Linked DNA regions of Homo sapiens: region 1 is linked to region 2. Evidence: read pairs that join two places in POLR2A ChIA-PET (ENCODE). Cell type or tissue: IMR-90. All regions are shown on one strand. Links, peaks and the distances in the headings refer to the core of each region. The heading gives the core; the rest is flanking DNA.

Region 1 (10,628 bases), core at 847-8,846, 220 kb before region 2:
CCTCTTTGAATTTGCACCAAAGAGCAGTCTAAGCAGAGGAGGATCTCAATGATCAGGTGTATGAGATAACCTGTCTTATGGACATCAGTCAGTTTCTCTCTCCAGCTACCCCCATCCTTGCCCAAGGGGCTCTATGAAGAAAGTAGGCATAAAAGAAAGGGTAGAAGTTATGCATGGGCTCAGCAACATAGATTTCTACTCATTAAGGCTGACTTGGCTTCAGCCACTGCTAAGGGTCTGTCCTACCAACAGCAAGAACAACACTTGTATGGCACCACTACCTGGTGGGTTTAAGAAGGCACCTGGTTGGAGGCTGATTATATTGGATCAATTCCATCAGGTTACAGACAGCACCAGCACTTTGTTGTTACTAGAACAGACATTTACTCTAGATTTAGATTTGCCTTAACTTCCTGTAGTGCCAATACTACCATCTATGAACTCACAGAATGCTGCTATCACTACACATTGCTGCTGACAAAGCAATTCAGTTTACAGCAAATTAAGTGCAACGTGGGGCTCATACTCATGGAATTTAGTGGTCTTTCTATGTTCCCAATCACTATAAAGCAGTCGGCATGGTAGAACAGTGGGATGGCCTTTTGAAGACTCGGATACCGTGCCAACTGGATGTAAATAACTTGGAAGACAAAAGTAATATCCTCCAGGATGTTTTATTTGCTCTAATTACTGACTAATATATAATGCTCTTTCTGCCAGAGATAAGATTTACCTATTTAGGCAAATGCACCTCTCGAATCCTGGAATGGCAAATCCTCTCTATGGGAATAATAGTTATTCTCCTAGACATAAACTAGTGGAATTTTTGTTTCCTGTTCCTGCTCCGTTAGTCTAGAGGTTTTAGTTTCCAAAGGAGTGAGCACAGTAATGATTTCAGTAAACTGGAAGTTGAGAATGCTACCTGAGCAGTTTCATATGGAGCACTGTGGCAAAGTAAGCCAGTTCTTCTGCAGGTTATACACATATCACTGAAGTTGAGGTTTGGGGGTGAGAGGATAACACAGGTTCCAGTTCATCCTCATAGATTCCAGCTTATTCTCATGGATTTAGTTTGTCTTTGCTCTTCCCTACTTTATGTCTGTCTTTCTTTCTTGTCAGCCTGCTCTGTGGACTTTAAGCCCAGCACCAAATGCAAAAGCAACAGCAGTAAATAGTCTAGCCCGTTCCTCTAACTGTATGATGTCAAATATATATCACTCTTAATAATTTTCTCTGATTGAATCTTAACTAACCAATCAATTGGGAATCCAATATCTGCCTCTAACTATACATGTGAACTTAGGCGAACATCTCTAAGCCTAGGTTTCCTCATTTATAAGATAGGAATAACATTAACTACCATATAGGATTGTTGTGAAGATTTTATGAGCTAAGGGCTGAGAACTCTGCAAGGCATATAGGAAGCACTCAGTAAGTAGTTACCACTATTTACAAAACTTGGCTTTGACTCCAGCTGATTTTACATAGCATCATGGAGTTTTGGACTGGAAGAGATTTTGAGAAGTCATCTGAACCGGTAGCTTGGCCTAAAAAGTCCAAACTTCCCAGATCTTACCCTTCCTGGCTTAAAGTCACTATACTCAATGTAATTTACAAGATGTGTACTGGAGCGCAATTCATTATTGTTTATTACCACTGAGAGAGAGGTTTTAAAACAAACATTAGATTTTACAATTTGAATGTTGTTCTTCAAAGTAACTTTTCTAAATTTGTTTCCTTCTTCTTCTATAAATAAGGACATTGGAAAAATTTATTTTCAAAGTTCCTAAACTGTAAATTCTAAAATTCTGTAAAGATTAACTGAAAGGCTATTTATTCATCTAATAAAGATGTCTTTGCTTTAAAGATATTTTTGGGGTGTTTCTGCTTAAACATCGTCTTCAGAATTGGTTTTTGAGGCCCATCCAGAATAAGTATCTCATTTCATTATCGCTAAATCTTGTTTGTGACTTAAATGCAGTTTACATTATGAGATGGCATGAGAAGACTTGGGGCTGTTTCTAAACATCTAAGGATGAAGATGGACCATCATTACAAATGTTCTGATAAACATTACCAAAAATGAGGTTCCAAAAATCTTTTGGGTGGTATCAATACTTGAAATATCATTAGAGTTTAATTTAATATTTACCTCGGTAAATCAGAGGAAGAGGAGACTTAGTATATGCCCTAAATTGGAATCTACTTAACAGTTAAGAAGTCTAAATTCAAGTCCTGGTTCCAACATTTACTTGGTGTATTCTCTCAGGAAGCCACTTCATTTGTGGAAGTTTTAGGAACTTCATCCATAGGGTGGGAATAAGGTATCTAGCCAGGCTTCTCATAGAGTTATGGTGAGACGTAAATGACACAGTAAATGTAAGAACACTTTGCTCCTTTGAAAGTACTCAAGACTCTAAAACAGGGGTTGGCAAACTATGGCCCATAGGCCAAATCCAGCCTGTCATCTGCCTTTGTATAGCCCCTGAGCTAAGAATGGTGCAGATGAACATTTGCACCAGTTTGCTAATGGGAAACATTACATTTAAACCCCAACTATAAAAAATATCACTTCCTCCAGGCCCCCTTTAAAGAATTTCTTTCTTCTCATTAGTAGATTGGTATTACAAAAAATTGTGCTAAATTACTGTTATTATATTTTGCATTTCATTAGTAAAAATTTTGTAGATATTTGTATTCTCCCTTGTATAAGCTTCTATTTAATATCCTCTATTTTACCTCTTGGTTCACAAAGACCAAAATATTTACTATCTTATCTTTTACAGAAAAAATGTGTTGATCTCTGCTATAAAGTGTTGTGCTTAAAAGGGATTTGTATTATTAGTAATAAATATAGTCATTGTTCACAAGCAAAGGTTGCTGTAAACTATTTGTTTGCTTTTCCTCCTAGTTATATTAAATCTGTTTGTTTATACCTTTAATTACTATAATACAATATTCTTTCTTACAAACAGCAAAAAAAAAATGAGAGAGAGAGATATCTGTTACTTGCCTAATTATAATCTGAATTTTGTAATCTTTGTTTTCATAAACTGAATTGCAAAATTCTAGATTTGTGTAAATCTGAAGAAAAAAATTAAATTAAATTAAAACATAAACAGAATCCGAAGAACTAAACACAGAGTAGAGATGTTGGCCTGCCCCATGCTCTGAAAGACCATCTGAGGGCTTCTGAGCCTGGTACACCCTGGGGAGTTCTCAGAGAGAGAGAGGGATGTTTAGATCATGCACCAGAGGGCCTCATGCAAGCAGGTACAACTACAGGAGGTCCCTCACCCATCTCTGATGGTAGTTATGGCAGTAATAACACCCTGATGGGTAGTACAATCTTAAGCATGAGACAAAATTAGTTTTGTATGAAAATGGTTTCAAATGTGGGTGTCTTTATTAGAAATCCAAAATATCAAAGTAATCTTCAGAGGCCACGGTTTCTCTTGTGTCATTTCATGATACATGCTGATGTCTTCACATAGGAAAAGAAAAAAGAAGAATAGGGATCAAAAAAGAGGGAAGGTACAAGGAAAGGAATAAGAGATTTTCAAATGTATGCCACCTGCTTTGAATGTTGTTCAGATATGTGTCTTACAGTATGCCTGGTGTGCCTTTGTTAGAGATTAATTGGACAAATTTGATTTTATAGATGATATGAGCCAGAATTGCAAAGGTGGTGTTTCTCCTCTTATGTGAAGAGGAAGTCAGGGGGAGATGAAAGGGAGAATAACCTTTACCTCATAATTTCCTTTCCCCTCCTCTCTGTGTAAGCCACATTAGTCTCTCAGCAAAGGTACTTGGAGAAACTTGCTAAAATTTTCCCTCATGCTTGAAATTTACTTACCCTGGGTAACAGGAAATGTGGAGTCTTGTGATGTAGATTGTTATACCAGATGGTAATCTTAGCACATGCTATTTATGTAGATCAGCCATGTGTGTGAGTCATCCATGTGAGGCTGACCTCAGCCACTGTGAAATCGGGTTCCATACCGCCATTATTAATAAATAATAATAATGGTACTGATTAGGCATCATTTTGATGCACATCTAATGAGGCCATTACCTTTATATGATATTAAATCTGGAATTGTTTTCTTTTTCTAAATAATACTTTATTAACAACTGGCCATGTTGTTAGATTGCTATTTTTTACTGGCAAGGGCAGGCACACAATTTAACTCAGCTAAGATTAGGTAATTAAGGTATCTGCCACTTGCATTGCGCTATTCATTGAATGCCCTAACTACTTTGTTCTTTCTTTGAAGCAAATGCCTGTCCTTATTTAAGTCATCCTCTTCTAGGTCCTGTGGTTTGAGTTATTATTTTACTGATGATAAATTTGAGTGGGTAATCCACACTCTTTCATCTTGTCTCCCTTTTAACCACTAGCTAATTTAGCGATGGAGAATAGTTTCGCTTTTATTACAGCTTTGATTATCTGGTGGTTGCAAATAAGTCAGATAGGGAAGCCTGCGCAAAGATAAATGCTTTAAAAGCAGGAAGTGTGTTTTATTTCCTTTCAACTAGCCATCTGTTCAGGATTCTTGCCTTTAATCCTTCCCTATTTTCTTTCCGCCTTCTTTTCTTGCACTTTCCCTTCATAGTGGCTAGAACTGTGCTCTGCACAAAACAGGCAATATCTTTTTGGCTTTGTAACAACCGCAGAGATTTTCTAATATGACCCACTTTTCCAGAATGTTTCCTGCTTGTCTCTTTGAGAGACATGCCGTCACTTTTTTTTTTCTGTTTCTCTTACCCAAAGATAACATTTCTTACCCAACATCATTAGTGTAAAGATTCTAAGGTTTTAATGGTAATGCATTACATACATTTGTTTTCTCTTGGCTCGTGATTGTGGCTGGAGTCCTTCATTTTGTGACTGAATTCAGATCAGAATACAAAGATAGCAAGTTCATTAGGGTTTTAATTTGCACACAGTTCCATTGGAGCAGCAAAATGATTAAGGGTACAAAAGAGACGGGTTTCAATGAGAAATAAGAGGCATTGATTTACCTCTTGCTAGTGGGAGTTAGGGAGTGAATTGTTACAGAAATTGTGCTGCCAATAATACTTAACCCGAATTTTAGGTAATTTTTTTTCTTAGTTGCTGTCCTGAGTGAGGCGTACAGCTATGAGATGTACGGAATTCTTTAGAGCAAGGTCCTGTATCATCAAAAACTTGCTAGGCATAGATTTCCCTGAGGGCCTACAGTGGAACCCAGGAGCACATCCAGCTCTGTCTTGGCAGTTCACCCTCTCTCTCTCCTGCTTTATAGAAGGAAAAAGTGAAAAGCACCCATTTTTCCTTCAGAGGAAACAACTCTTACAAGTTTATCCAGATCTAAGCAGGGACTCATCTGAGACAGTCTCATCTCAGCACTGGTTAAGTGGTTAAGAGATGAGGCTTTGAAATCAGATCAATGTGGGACTGAGTTCCAGCCCCAGTGACTGTAACCTTTGACAAGTGGCAAAACCTCTCCTTGCCTTGGATTCCTCATGTCTTACATAGGAATAATATAGCACCCATCTCATAAATTGGCTGTGAGTATTCAATGAGAGAATCATGAAAAGTACCTGGCACCAGCAGATGGCAGCTATTTTTATCTATGATCCACTAGGTAGAACATTTCTGTGCTTTCCCCAGTCTGAAATGGAGATGCCTTTACATCATCCTTCATGGCTATTCTTAATTACTCATGTCATTTGACTTTTAAGTGCCCATCATTAGCTTTCTATCAAGCCAAATGCCTATGAAACAATAGGGATAATAATTATATAGGCAGTCTTTGCGGAGCTTTGGAATACTGACATTTTGTCAGAATTTCTGGATCCCTGATCAAGATAAGCAAAAAGCAGAACATTTCTGGTTGAGGATTATTATCAATATTAACCACTTCTTCTGCTCCTGACCCTCTCCCCTGTCCCATAAAATACTAAACTCCTATAATTACACAAGATGCCTAGGTAGTAACAAACGCAAGTGGAACTTAAGAGATCAAGACTGGAGTCAGGAGAGTTTCAGAGCTGGCTCATTCAGCCCTAACATCCCATGATATGTGACTGTGAACTTTTTAGCTAGATTATAAACTCCTTGAAGGGCTTGTTGATTTCTGGAGGGAGGAAGGTGGGGTTAGAATTTGCAGTGATCTGAACTAGGATAACTTCCTATATGTCTTCCAGGGCTTATCTGAAAATTCCACTTGTCTCTGAAAATGAACTTCTTATTCCCAAATACTTAACTTTATTATAATCTCTATACATAGCAAGCATCTATCTGGTGCCTAACAGATCTCTTATTGTACAAAGCTCACACTTCATATATGAGGAACTTACACACTAAGTTGAAGGTGATTATAATAACCTGGTTAAGGAGATAAACAATTCAGTCTTGAAATGTGAAGAACACCCATTAAAAAGATTTTAGGAACATAGACTGTACTTGCCTTCTCAATTTTCCTTAACACATAGAATAAATATTTGATATTGAGTTATTTTGGTATTTTCAGCAACTTTTAAAATTATTTATTAAACTCCTAAATATCATCTTTATAAGATACTGTAGGAAACAAAAATTAGAAAATTCTTGAATACGATTATTATTGGTGTCTATTTTAAAGGCTAGTCATTTGTTAGTTTGAGATTCTGTGTCAACAGATATCAACGTGACGGCTGATCAACATGATGATCCTGTTAGAAAATACCATGAGTCCAGAGACACTTTTGTAATGAGTCATTGCTATTTAGCTTCTTCCACAAATGGTCTTAACTTGAGCAGGACTCTTAAACCAACAAATGTTAGTTGCTAGAAAGGCATTTGGATTTAACAAAGAAGATATTAATTGTTTTGCAGCTTCTATTAGCAGTTCTTTAACCTACAGCATAAAATTTGAAATCTGAAGGGGACTTAGAGACTGAGACAAGTCCTTATCCAGCATGTAACTCCCATCCCAAACTATCTAGAATTGTCTAGCCTCTTTTACTAACTGTTCACTAGAGATAGAATGTGAGCCAAAAAAGCAAACCACATATGTAATTTTAAATTTTCTAGTAGTCATGTTAAATAAGTAATCAGACATAGGTGAAATTGATTTTAATACTATATTTACCTCAATATGTTCAAACGATTACTACTTCAGCATGTGATCATTATAAGAATTAATGAGTGTATTATTTTGTTCTCACGTTGCTATAAAGAACTACCTGAGACTGGGTAATTTTATGAAGAAAAGAGGTTTAATTGACTGGCATTTCTGCAGGCCTAATAGGAAGCATGGTTGGAAGGCCTCGGGAAACATAATCATAGCAGAAGGGGAAGCAAACAGTTCTTTACTATGGCAGAGCAGGAGAGAGAGAGAGATAAGGGGGAGCCACTGCATACTTTTAAACCATCAGATCTCCTGAGAACGAACTCACTGTCACAAGAACAGCATGGGGGAAACTGCCCCCATAATCCAATCACCTCCCACCAGGTCTCGCCCCTGACACATGGGGATTACAATTCCAGATGAGATTTGGTTGGGGACATAGAGCCAAACCATATCAGCAAAGACACTTTTTTTTTTTTTTTTTTTTTTTTTTTTGAGATGGAGTCTCACTCTGTCACCAGGCTGGAGTGCAGTGGTGCGATCTTGGCTCACTGCAACCTCTGCCAACTGGGTTCAAGTGATTCTCCTGCCTCAGCCTCCTGAGTAGCTGGGATTACAGGCACGTGCCACCACGCCCAGCTAATATTTGTATTTTTAGTAGAGACGGGGTTTCACCATGTTGGCCAGGATGGTCTCGATCTCCTGACATCGTGATCTGCCCGCCTTGGACTCCCAAAGTGCTGGGATTACAGGCGTGAGCCACTGTGCCCAGCCATCGGTGAGATACCTTATATTTCTCTTTTTCATACCAAGTCTTCAAAATTCAGAGTGTATTTTACAACTAAAGTACATCTCAATTGGTACCAGCCATAATTCAGGTGCTAACTAGCCATATGTGGTTAGTGGACACTGTACTGGACAAGACAGTTTTATATAGTCACAGAGGAAGAATTCACTCCAGTACTCTCTGATTTTCCTCCAGAAACCCATTACGGTGTTAAACAGTTCTCAATATCGGAAAGTTCTTCCTTGTGTTGCACTAAAGCCTGCATACCATACTTTCCATTTCTACCTTAGTCTTTGTTCTACTTTCTCAATCATATTTTTAATACTACAGAAAATGTCATATTATAATAGCTTTCAGTAGTGGCAGTATATTGTGATATAACTCTCGTTACTTTCAAGTATTCTCTTCTTGAATCTCATTTCACCCTGGCTTACTTTTGAAATTGGAATTTTTAGATCAGCTACAGAATTTTCTACTCAGAGCTATTATACCCATTGCTCCAGAGTGACAAAGCTTCTTTTGGAACAGAATTCTTTCAACTAACTAATCAGGTATCCCTCTCAGCTTATTGTTTTCTATGTATCTATGTAGTCAACACACTGTCAGGATTCTCGTTTAATTCAGTGGTAAACACGTTGACTGAGATAAGGCATAAGACAGAGGAAGAGCCATCCATGGCTCACTCTGAGAATTCTTCTATGTTAAATGCCCTCCATAGTCATCCCACTTAGGATACAGTCATTCGACCAGTTACAAAGTCACCCATGGACTGGTCATCTCAGCCCACATTTCTTCATCTTCTCCACAAGGACATCATGACTCACCTTGTCAACTGTCCTTCCCAAACAGTCAAAGTTCTCAGTTGTCAGAACAGGAAATAAGTTCCTATTTCTTGCTTAATTCGTGAACCTCATGGTGGGCTTGGTCTGGAACCACATTTTTTCTTCTCCAGTGTTCTGTCACCTTTCATATTCTTCATAGTTCCTCAAAACAATTGCTAATGGTTCATGGTTCTCAGCTTTTGGTTTCTTATCTCAGGGATCTTATATAAAATAAATAGTTTTCACTCTATTTCAGCATAAATTATTTTCTATTGATATTTATTCTATGCTTTGGGTATAAAAGTTATTGTCACACATTCTGGTATAGGTTATATGACTATCAGTTTTTAAATAGTTTCCATGGTTAGTTTATGGAAACAGGTGTGTGTGTGTGTATTTTCCTGTCATTGCAAATTTCTACAGTTCGAAGTATCCTGTAATTAGGGTCATGAGAAAGTGTTTATTTCCTGGGTCAGAGGCAGAGAGAAAGCAAACTTTTTGCTATGGAAACCATGATTTCCAAGAGTCTACCAATACCACTTTCTATTTTCTTTATCTTTTTCTCCCCTACCAATTCACTTTTATTGGCAGCACTGGTTGTTCTACTATTCTCTTTCTATTATTCCAACTTGCTGATTCTCTTCAAGTTAAAGAGATGGGCATCAGTTTCTACTAACATGACCAATGGGTCTGAAGCTCTGTCTTTTTGGAAGCACAGAAAATCAACCACTCAGAAGCCCAGTGGAAGAATACAGTCTATTTCTCTAGCTCCTTTTGAAGTCAGGTCTTATGTGTGTCCCAAAGCTGGGTCATTTTGTTAGCTTATTATTGACTATATTGTTTTAATATTCTGCTTTGGTGTGTGTCTCATCTATTGTTTTGTGAACTCCTGGGCTATGTTATGTTAGGGGCTATATTTTTATCAATCTTTGCATTCTCTGTACCCTATGATTACTTAATAAGCACTTCATAAATAATGTGTTATGAGTGAATAAATTAATAAATGAATTGCTTATTTGACACACACACACAGTTTCCACTGGAAAGCTTCCTGTTGTGAAATACTTGTTACTTTGCTTGTCAACCCTATCCAACAATGTTGGATAGCTCTAATGATAGAAAGCTTTTATTTTGTATTAACCTAAATCTTACCCTCAGAACTTCCATTTTCCCATAGAAAACATCTTCTCTTTCCCAAGTATTTATTTTATGTATTAAACTGAAGGCTTCAGGCCTGACAAAGATAGCAATTTTGTTTTCAACAGGAAGTACTGTGCTTATTCCTTTGCTTGTTCAACCATCTTCATTCCAGTGGCATTCCAGTGGCAAGCTTCTGGCATGCCCACCACGCAGGTCATTTAGGGAGAAATCCAAATTCCATTTAGACACATTTTGAACTCCTCTAAATATTGTGCTTTCTCAGGCTTCCAGGGAGCCAGTGTTTATCACTGGATGAATACAGTTACAGAGAGATCAAGGACTTAGTTTATTCTGGGTCACATCCATTATAATGGCATAGTTTAGGCCAAGGAATCCTCTTGTCCCCAACAACTTTCCCAGGTCTAAGACTTACATTTTCTGCTGTGTTGCCCTCCTTTGAGGGATAAACCCATGTGGCCAGGCTGGGACTGCTCTTTCTTTATTCTAGAGCAGCAGGACTGCTTTGCGTAGCTAGCTCTTCCTCTCTCCTACACTCATTGCCAGACAATACAGTATGCAGAACCCAGCATCTGACACTCATACTTGGCTCAGGGCTGGTTTGTGAATCACATGTCAGAGCAGGACTTCAAATCTCATGTCCAACACAAAGAAAGATGACGCCAGTGCTTTGAAATGTCTTTAAACACGAAATATGTCAACTTAGTGACCCCTCAACTCTGTCCCCTCTCTCTCCCTTGCACTTTTTTTCAAGATGTTTAGAAA
Region 2 (10,628 bases), core at 915-8,914:
AGTAGTTATTAAAGGCTCTTGAGTCAAGGATTGATAATCACTTATAGAACATATTTATGAAGTAACTATGAAGAGTTCAGAACTCTGCATTAATCATGCAAGGAGACATCAGAAAAGTTTCATTTGGCTGTGATATTTCAGTTTGACTGGATGGAGACAAAGTGAAAATAGGGATCCCAGTCAGGAAACACACACACAAGAGGTGAGGCTTGAGATGATTAGGGCTGAGTGAGGAGGCCAGGAGTAGCAATTAGGAAGGAAAGAATAGCTGTCAGACACACTGAAAAGCACAAGCTGACAGCACTTGTAGGGTGAATGGACGTGGTGGAAGAGAAAGCAGAAGAAGCATGTCCTGGACAACATCAAGGTATTTAGCTTTAGTGATTGACAGAATCACTGTAGACAGAAAAAGGGAACTTAGGAAAAACTGGCGCAGACAGGGAGATAAACTCTTTCTGAGGTGATAGCTTTCTGTAGTAGATGATAATTAGGAAGAGGAGAAAGGGTTTTATTTTTATCTACACACAGAATGCTTTCAGTAAGATAAGAAAGCATGGTTTTATACATTAACAAAAAAATGTACACGTGCCGTATTCACAAATTTGCTTATGTGTTAAGATTTGGATTTGGATTATCACTAAAATTTATGGTTTTAAAAGAACACATTTTATTTTCAGAGCACGTTTTCACCCAAATAATCTAGCTAATCCTGCTAATCATAGACAATGATTAGTATGGTCTTGGAAATGCCACTGCAAAATTGACAGTCCCTCCTGCTCACCAGGACCTCTACATTACTGATCTGCCCGGACAGATATACACTTGCTTTCAACATCAGACATTTAATTACAAAATCAAAATCCCTAGAAAGGGAACCTGACAATCACGTGAGAGTTAGAGGGAATCTTAGTGATTATCAAGTGCTGGTCCATACCAGCAGCTTTGTTTTTCTGTTTTTTTCATATTGTTTTACTTGTTCATTTGTTTGTTTTTAGTCTAGATGGGTTCTAATCACAGAATTCTCTTCCCACACAGATCCCCATTCAACAAATTATGGCTTACCCTTCAGCGTAGTTTTTACTCCCTTTATGTGGCCTCTGTCTGTTTCTACTCTGCCAAACTGTAGCTTTTTATTAGCCTAAACTCCCCGGACTGCAATTGTCTCTCTGCACATACCTGCTGAACTGTTCAGCTATTACTTTTCCAGTATAGAAATGGCCTTAACTTAGAGGGTTATGCCTCCTTTAAAGAGAAAGAAGAAAAGTAAGATAAAAGGAATAAAAACTTTATCCGTTTCAGAGGCATTTTAATAGCCTTTAAAAAGTCTTTAGGCTTTCTTTGATATACGTGTAGCATTTAGTTTTGTCCTTAGCTCTTAAATGCATTTAGAGAAAGGAGAATGTATTCCTTGTTTGTGAAAAATAACAAAGAACAAAATATATTTGCATCCTGTTATCTTGACTCTTTAGTTTCCCGAAGAAGTTGGGGTATAAATAACCCAAAAATTTTAGTACTGGGGGTGGATTGAGTTTGTTATAAGTGGCAACAGGTGGAAAGCATGCTCTAGCAATTAAACTGAGTATAACCATGTTCCTTAAATTTCCAATGAAAATTCCATATGCATATTTGATCATTTTAAATGTGGTGGAATTTTTGACTGGCTCAGAGATGACTCGAGAGAGGAGATAAATTACGTGTTTTATGATTTTTTTAAAAAAAATTAGTATTAGTTTGATTTGGAGTAAAGGATGGGATAAGAAAAATACTAAGGGTTTTTCAGCGTCATGGTCATATTATTCAGAAATGCCATGCAATGCGAATCTAAAAGCTTTACCAAAATGATTATTTCATTTTTAATGTGGTTTAGCTTGGGCTAAATGGCTTTTTTGTTGGATTCTGCCCTCCCCCTTTCCTTGGCTTCTAGGGCCAAATGTAAAAAGAAAACTAAATTCAGAATTAGGATATAAAAGGGAAAAAATGCAGATAAGTTCCTGGCATCAGCTGCCTCAGAAATGCAGGCCAGGGAGTGCTTTGCATTTTGTTCAGAAGATTTGGAAGTGAACCTAAATTTCAGAGATGCCTACCTCTGGGAACCAAAGCACCAGGCAAAGGAATCTGCCAGTGCTTGGAAAAGATGATGAGTGGAGCCAAAAACGTTTTTCCTGTGGTATGGTACAGGGTTGTTCAGTGTTGCCCACCCACACTGCCATCTCCCACACACACCATTGCAAACTTTCTCAGGACTTGAGCAGATTCAAAACTGGGCAGGGCCCTTTCCTTTGGCAGAGGCAAAAACATAAGCTGAGGTGCTTTCTGGCTTCTGGAAGCAGCACGGCTTGACGATTCACAGCTGATGTAAGATTTAGAAGGGGCTCATCTTTTGAATGAGGGGTATAAACTGTGTATGCTTTCTGCAATTGGCAGGGGTGATGGGTGAGGGTCGAGGGATAAGACAGTGAGCAAGAAGAGTTCCCTCTTGGTTGCTTGGTTTTGACCTGAATTTGCATGGGGACCTTGAGAAAAACTAACCTGTGGTGCCTCAGTTTCCTGGTGCATAATGTCACTGCTTCTCTGAAGGAAGCCTGCAGAATAAAGCCTGGGTTAAAATTCCCCTCCATTTGTTGTTCGTTTTCTCTTCCTGTTTGTGCTTTTATCCTGCATCCCTGTGTGGCTTTAGGGGTTTGGTTTTGGGAGGAAGACAAGGAACCACATTAAACAAAAAGATGGGGAAAGGTGTGTTGCCAGGTTTAGAACCCATTCAACCGTGCGGGTTTGGAGTTTTCCAACAACCTCCTGCCTCTTGAGCTTTCAGTTTGTTTATTCTTGGCAAAATGTAGCTTCCTGTTTTTAAGAAAACCAGCCTATAAAATGCTTGAAAAATCTTCTTGGACATCAAAACACCCTTCCCAAACAATATTTTGATGATTTAACATGTAAATGAGTCAAAACAATGTGAGCAACATTTCCTATAAAGTACGCGTGGGTTTTAGAAATTAAGAGGGTAGTGCTTAGCTAAACATACTTTGGTTATAGAAGATCAAAAGCATTTGAAAACCAGTTTGAGATGTTTGCTAAGTCTAAAATGAGGCCAAATCCAACCAATCTCAGCTGAAATGCAAGCAAACAATTTATTATTAAAATAGCTCACGGATGTGATTCCTCTTCCATCTCTGGGCTTGTGACTCTTGCAGCCAAAATAATCTCCGTGAAGTGATTGTAATAATGTTTATGAGCAATCATGGGACCAGAGCTCTCAGCTCATCCATGGAAGTGAACAAATAACTTGAAAGACCAAGCACCTCAATGTCTTGGCTCACTTGTTTTTATGTTCAAGGTTATGTGATATTCTCTATCACTGCCAATTGAATGGTTTTTGTGTTTTGTTTTTTTGGTCAGATGAGAGCAACATATCTTCAACTCTCAGACTCCAATACTCAAGTCTCTACGTCTACTTCTAGGTTCTGAAGTTGAGAAGGTTAACATCCTGCTGGGATGGATTGCTCCTCAGATATGTAATTTCTCCCAGTCAGGATTCTGTATGTGCATGGATGTATTAGGAAGTAAACAAATTCCATTTTATCCCCAACAAGACCTCCTACAGAGCAACCACAGTGACAGCCGTAGGTGTCAGTAGATTTAAGTTCTGGACTAATCCATAGATTTTATTAAGCATCAACTATAAATATGTTATTATAATAGGCAAAACTCTGAATAAAAAAATAGGAATAAGAGGCAGTCTTTGGGCCAGGCATGGTGGCTCACGCCTGTAATCCCAGAACTTTGGGAGGCCGAGGCGGGCAGATCATGAGGTCAGGAGATCGAGACCATCCTGGCTAACACAGTGAAAACCTGTCTCTACTAAAACACAAAAAATTAGCCTAGCGTGGTGCTGGCGGGCGCCTGTAGTCCCAGCTACTCAGGAGCCTGAGGCAGGAGAATGGCGTGAACCTGGGAGGCGGAGCTTGCAGTGAGCCGAGATAGCGCCACTGCACTCCAGCCTGGGCGACAGAGCGAGACTCCGTCTCAAAAAAAAAAAAAAAAAAAAAAAAAAAAGAGGCAGTCTTTGACCTTAAAGAGCTCTGAATCTCGCAGAGGGACTTCTGTGACAGAAATAATATATGAGGTTCTGTGTGACAGCACCTGATGGAAGATATCTGTGAAAATCTAGACTTTTTTTCATATGAGAAAGAAATTCCTCTTTTGAAGATAATCATAATCTTTTTAGAATATGGCACTTAAGTTAGGAAGAATGGGTAGAGTTTATAGACCCATGAAGGTGGGAAGAGATAGAGGCATTCCGGTGGAATAGAACAATTACAGCCAAAGCCCTGAAGAAGTGAAGTACACAGAAAGTTTGTGAAAACGTCTGGAACAGCTGGAAAAGGATCAATATAACGTTTCCCAACTGTATTCTTTTGAATAACACAAGATCCTTGAGAAAAGTTATATAATAAATTAATTTAGGAAGTCTTGTGTGAAAAATACTAAAATTGTTTCTTAACTACAAGATTTTGTGGGAATATTTAACAGCTTCTCTCCAAGAGAAGGTATAAAGACACAATACTTGTTTACTTAGACCATTTGACAAAAACATGTAGCAAAAAGACAGGATTACTAATTTGGCACATCAGAGAAATACAGTATAGGAGTTATTGTAATGGTTTAATGAGCTTTAATCTGTAAATCGACATTATTTGTATATGTCTGGCACATACCCGATAAATTGTTTTTGTTATAGTTGTTGTTACTTAGACGAGGTATTTGACAAGGATTTTCACGATATCTTTATAGACAAAGTGAATACTTATTATCTGAATGACATAAAGAGTTAGGGGACTTTGTAACTGGTTGAATGGTCAGTCTTGGGGAATTCTCATTAACAGAGGCTGCCAACCCAATGGCAAGTCTTTAATGTTGTGCCAAGGGCCTCAATCCTCCTCTTTAACCTGGTTAAAATATTTACTAATGACTTGAGTTAGCTTATAAAGGTGTGAAATCAAATTGGCAGGTCATGGGAAGTTGGGAAGGATTATTATATTAATTCACAAGATCTTAATAAGAACAAGAGTCTCTATGAATTGGCATGATGGTCTAAAATTATATAATAAGGAAAAATGTACAGTCTTATGTTTGAACCTTAAAATCAACTGTACACATAGAAAATGGCAGAAAGGAGGCTTGCCAGAAATCAATTAGAAAAAGACTTGAGGATTTATAGGTGACTATAAGCTAAATATGTGATAACAAGGAAATATGGTTTACAGAAAATGTCATGTGATTTCAGATTGTATCAGTAGACACAGAGTATCCAGATTTAGGGAGGTGGGAATTCCACTTGTTCTGCGCAGGTCAGACCACACATTTAAATATTTTATCCAGCACTTGTAAGAGACGAAGACTAATCAGAACTAGCTGGAAGTCTATGCCAAGATAGTGAGTGAACTTTAAAAATGACCCACAAATTATAGACATATTGAGAATTTTTAGTGAAGAGAAGCTTTAAGAGCAGGTATGGTAACTGCATTAAAATATTTGGACTTTTTCATTTGGAAGAGGAATTAGACTTGATTTCCATAATGCCATATGGTAGAATTAGGGCCAAGAATTCCACAACAATCCTTTCACAAGTACTTTTTTATTGCCAACTCTGTGTCAGGCATCATGCTAGGCAAGGAAACACACTTGCCCTAAACAAGCCCACAATCTATTAGGAGATAGACACCCAGGCAGCCTTATCCAAGCATGATAGGTGGGCCCCTAATTGAGCAATGCACTATGGTGAAAGAGGAATGAACAATTAAATTTGCCTGACAGTGATTTTTTTGGACCAATGTTATACATCATATAATGTAAACATTCAAACAATTCTGTAAGATTTATAAAATTTTTTTAAAAGCCTAGCATTTTGCAGCTCTTGTTCTACAGTGTCTCTTTCTCCAGAACAGTCATTGTCACCTTTTTTAGGTGGTTATCGTACTATTCATTTCCATGTCTCTGCATGGCATGGTTATATTGCTATTTCTTAATTTTCCAGTTTTAGGCTTTATCTATTGACTTTCCCTTATGGAAGATGACCATTTAGCTCCTTTTTTTTTTCCATACACATGCATCCTTTCCTTCTTCATCCTCCCGATATAATAATGTGGTGTTTTTGGTTAAAGCTAATATTCTGTTACTGTGGCTATGAAAACTGTATTCCCAGCTGAGTCATATAAAATATGGTTACTTTTCCTTTCCTGTACATCTTTGTATTTTCCCCACAATTAATATATTTTTATCTTTAAATTTACTTTATTATATATGTACTTATCACTAATTCAACCCAAAATACTGTATTCATTGTGTCAATCTTTTCTTTAAAAATTCAGGATCATTAGATTGCCATTTAATTTCATCTTCCACATTTTCTCCCGAAGTCTTCTGAGCTACTCATACTGCTGGTTGTTCCATGCCTGGGACATAGCTCTATCTTGGGGTCTCTGCACAGACAACCTGAGGATTCCTTTTGCCTTTCTCTGGTCTTCAGTCCCCTAGTGCTTGCATCTCACATCTTCTTTTAGTGACCCATCTTCTTCGAATGACCGCATGCTCCAGTAGTTTTCTGCAAGAGAAAAATGGAGAGAGAATTTTGAGACATTGCAGATCTGACAATCTCTTTATTTTACTCTCATACTTAATTGATAGTTTGTCAGGGTTCATATATCTAGATCAAAAATAATTTTCCTTCAGAATTTTGAAGGTGTTGCTTTATTGATTTCTTCTTTTCAGAGTTGCTGGGAAGTCCAGAGTCTTTCTGATTCCCGATCCTTCATATGTGACCTAATTGTTTTTTCATCTTTGGAAACTTTCAGGATCTTCTCTTTGTTGAAATTTCACAATGAGTTGCCTCAGTATGAGTCTATTTTTATTTATTTTTCTAGGCAGTTGGCAGGCTGTTTCAACGTATCTTTCCATTATGGAAACTTTTCTCGAATAATTTCACTGATGCTTTCCTTTTCTCATTTCCTTTTAGACCTCTTGCTTTTTGAATTTTGGACCACTTGTATGGGTCCTCTTATGTTGATATTTTTCTCTTCTATTTACAACTTCTTCCTTTCTCTTTTGCTTCTTTTTTTCAAACAAAATCTCTGGTTCTTATTACATGATTACATTAATTTTTATCTCCCTGATGATATTAATAAAAGCTTTTGGAGTTACTGAAGTTTTCTTCTGTCTGCAAGTTTTTTTCTCAACCAAGTTGTTTTGTGTGATATGTGTGCACAAGGGGAAAAGGTTTCTTTTCTGTTCTATATATACCACTTAGGAAGCTTTCCTCAAAGGTCTGGTAAATTTTATACTTAAGGGCAGGACACTCTTAAGCTGATTTGATGTTCTGAGTGCATGAATGGGGACTGTAAATTGTCAGTTTCACTGTAGAGTGATTTGGCTGGACAATTTTAATAGGAAATCTCTGCCGTCAATACCTTTATAGCTTTCTTTTTAGCAAAGAAATATTTCCCAAGGAAGATTTTTTTCACTTCTTGCCTGGCCGCTAATGTTCTGGGAGCAAAGTGGACACAGAGAGCTAGGGGTGTTTACTTTCAGTATGCATAAAATGACTTTTTTCATTAAGATACCCACACCATCAACTATGCCTGCTGCCACTTAAGGCCTGGTGTTTCATACTTTTTAGACAATAAACTGGGAAAGGACAGACAGCCTGGCATAGTGAGCTAGGGAATTGATGATGTCTATTTCTTAAAAAAATACTTTGAGTTAATCTTCTTTATTTACTCTCTTTCACTCTCACTTCTCAAGGTACGTGATAAGGCCACATGTTGTGCGTTTGGGGATCATGCGGCATAAATCTGGGCTGATTTTTAGTTTTCCCTACTGGTGACTTAGTAGTTCCATTCCTTGGGTATCTAAGTCATTTACCATGAATTCATCTACTTCCTAGCTCCTAAATTTGTTTCTTCTCTCTCGTTCTTCTTTTCCGTTAAGATTATATACATCTAGCTATACACTATTGATTTAGGGTCAGTTGTATGCATGTGATTAATCTTCTTTCTTTCCCTGGAGGATCTGGGACGCTTTCAGAGAAAGTAACATTTGTGAAGGACTTTGAACGATGTCAGATTTTTCAGTGAAACCAATGAGGAAGAACAACACGAGCAACAAAAGAGATGTCAGCACTTTTATGGAGAATTCAGGAAATATTGACTATGGCTAAGACATTGTTGGCAGAAGCAAGAACAATATAGTTTTTAGATTGGAAAAGTGGTGACCAGCAATTAATGAGATTTATGAAGTGTACATTTTTATACACTTTAAAACTCGTGTGTATCCCACAACGGACCAAGTTGTCTCAATGATGCATCCTTCTCTGTAACTGCTAAGCCCTTAGGTGGACAATGATAGACAAGGTTTCAAATTGCTTGGTGTATGAAAAATGCCAATATTTTTTAGCATATATATGTAATGTTTTTAAGCTACTTGATCTCAGGTAAGGTTTGAGGAATGAGGAGGAGGAGAAAGAAAGAAAAAATAGTAGATAAAGAAGAGACACAGAGAGAAAACCTTCATACTGATGACATCATGGCTGTGTTTTAAAACTGAGCCTTAAGTCTGTCGGAGTCATTTCTGTTCTATTTCAACAGGCAGAAATGTGCTGAGCTCTTGGGGTCGTTGACTAACAGGTCTACCAGATGGATCCTGAGTTTGGCTGCAGGAGCAGAGCATTCCATCGCAGGCTTTAAGATGCAACAATGCATTATTAAACCTGTTTGTAACAAAATGTGCAAGATGACATCATGTCCCTCAACAAAAATGTGTGCCTTGCTGTGTGGGAACAGTGAACCCCAGGATATAGAAAGTCAGGCAGAAATTATAGTACCTTATAAATAACTGCTCATCCACCCATTATACTTTTCTCTCTCCTCCCAAATCCAAAGTGTTCTTTAAGAGAGGAAGAAAAATATTCTATGCAATTCTACATCAAAAAGTTGTAACCAAGAAATGATAAATAAGCATCTGCAATGAAAGAAAAATGGATATAGCCTTAGGAGAATGATTTTTAGTCTGAAATCTCAGTCATAGTCTGCCAGGAAATAAAAGCCATTGAATATTTAGAACAAGAGGACTTTAATGCAGGGAATTGGCTACACTGGTGATAGAAGAGCTAGGAAGCCTAATGGGACAATGAAAGAACTCAGAAATTAGCAGTGGCAGGAAGACGCTGCCACCTCTGAGCTGGACACATGAAGTGTGGGAAGCCTACTAGGCGAGAGGGAGAGATGCAGCTGCTGCCCAAAGATGTCATGAGAGGCAGGAAGAGAAGTGGCCTGGCCTTCCCTCCATTTCTTGTACCCTCCAAACTCCTACCAGTGTTTCTTTCTCATAGGATGAGTCCAGGGAAAAGCCAGTGATGTAGGAGCCTGGGAAACCCGGCTCTGCAAAGCAAAGCAAAGCAAAGCAAAGCAAAGCAAAGCAAAGCAAAGCAAAGCAAAGCAAAGCAAAGCAAAGCAAAGCAGGGGAGGGTGAGAAATGGATTTGAAGACAAACAGGTCCAGAACCAGCACATCCAGAAAGATCAATGCTGCCATAAAGGGGAGAGGATCAGTGTCTACGAAATCATCACTGATCTGAACACAATGAAGAGATTATTATTCATCAGATCTAGAATTAGATGTGGAAGAATTAGGAGCAAACTTTAAAAGTGAACAGCATAGAGTGCAACCACCTCTATCACCCTTACAGCCAGAACATTGGATTGGAGTCTTGCAATGGACCCGCCTAGTATATCTCACTGCCTTTCAGTTATTATGCACTGATAAAATGAGACATGGACAACATTAATGGAAAACATTATTTTGGCAGGAAAAACTAAAATTTGAATTTCATAGATGTCTTTGTTGTTGATGTTGTTATTGCTAATAATAATGATATCCAGTACTCATACATGTATTTATAACTCAATAATTCACTGCTAGCAATCATGCTGTTTTCATGGGTCAATCCTGTTCCCAGACATTCCTACTGTAAGACTGAAGTAATTTCTTTAAAAGTGATATTCAACAGTTGACTGTTGAAGCAATGTTTTCTTATTAACTAACATGTAATTAGTTCATTAAAAAATACCTCAACTGAATAGCACGTAACTTAATACAATCTACCAAAGTGGAGAAATCCACAGTTTCTCACAAATGGCAGCAAAATTACAGTGCAGGGAAACTGGAAATGAGAAGATGCCAGCTGGCAGGACACTAAGTGCTTCAGATTACTGTGTGTTTATGACTTCTGTGTTCTAGAAAAAAAATTAATTAGATTATGCTATTTGAGAATCTTGGAATGCCATGGCTCTGGGCCAGGCTTATCAGAACCACACATTTGAAGTTTAATTAAGCTGTTTTAAATTTCACCATTATTTCTGAGTTTTGAAAAAGCAATAAATGTAGGAACTAATAAATAACTGTAGAAGAATGCTGAGATTCCCTCAGATGGCAGCCTTCAGTATAAAATTATGGACTGTTTCAAAGTCTACTATACATTCATGTTATTGAACGTAAACATGATATGAAGCAGTACTCTTTGTTCAAGAGGTTTTGGAAAATAAATGGATGCAATATAGGGGCTGTAATGGTAGAAAC

Evidence for each region. ChIA-PET counts read pairs that join two places held together with the same protein. Peaks named below come from ENCODE experiments on the same cell type or tissue, not always from the same donor. Only the 100,000 strongest peaks of a DNase experiment are listed, where the experiment ranks them.
Region 1: POLR2A ChIA-PET joins it to region 2 with 5 read pairs; 2 of 35 experiments call an interaction of 5 or more read pairs at or near these places.

Annotation. Positions count from the first base shown.
Region 1 is chr1:218,469,848-218,480,475 of GRCh38, forward strand. No RefSeq gene overlaps it. Among named protein-coding and RNA genes, the nearest start is that of TGFB2-OT1, 33 kb to the left of the region's middle. In IMR-90, for the core only: no CTCF peak of the experiment used is centred there; DNase peaks (open chromatin) are centred at 3,934 and 6,734; H3K27ac peaks cover 706 bases; H3K27me3 peaks cover 204 bases.
Region 2 is chr1:218,692,708-218,703,335 of GRCh38, forward strand. It overlaps LOC105372924 (a long non-coding RNA gene), which reads right to left. Exons shown (of 4, transcript XR_922605.2): 4 at 5,857-6,601. Among named protein-coding and RNA genes, the nearest start is that of LINC02869, 190 kb to the left of the region's middle. In IMR-90, for the core only: no CTCF peak of the experiment used is centred there; no DNase peak of the experiment used is centred there.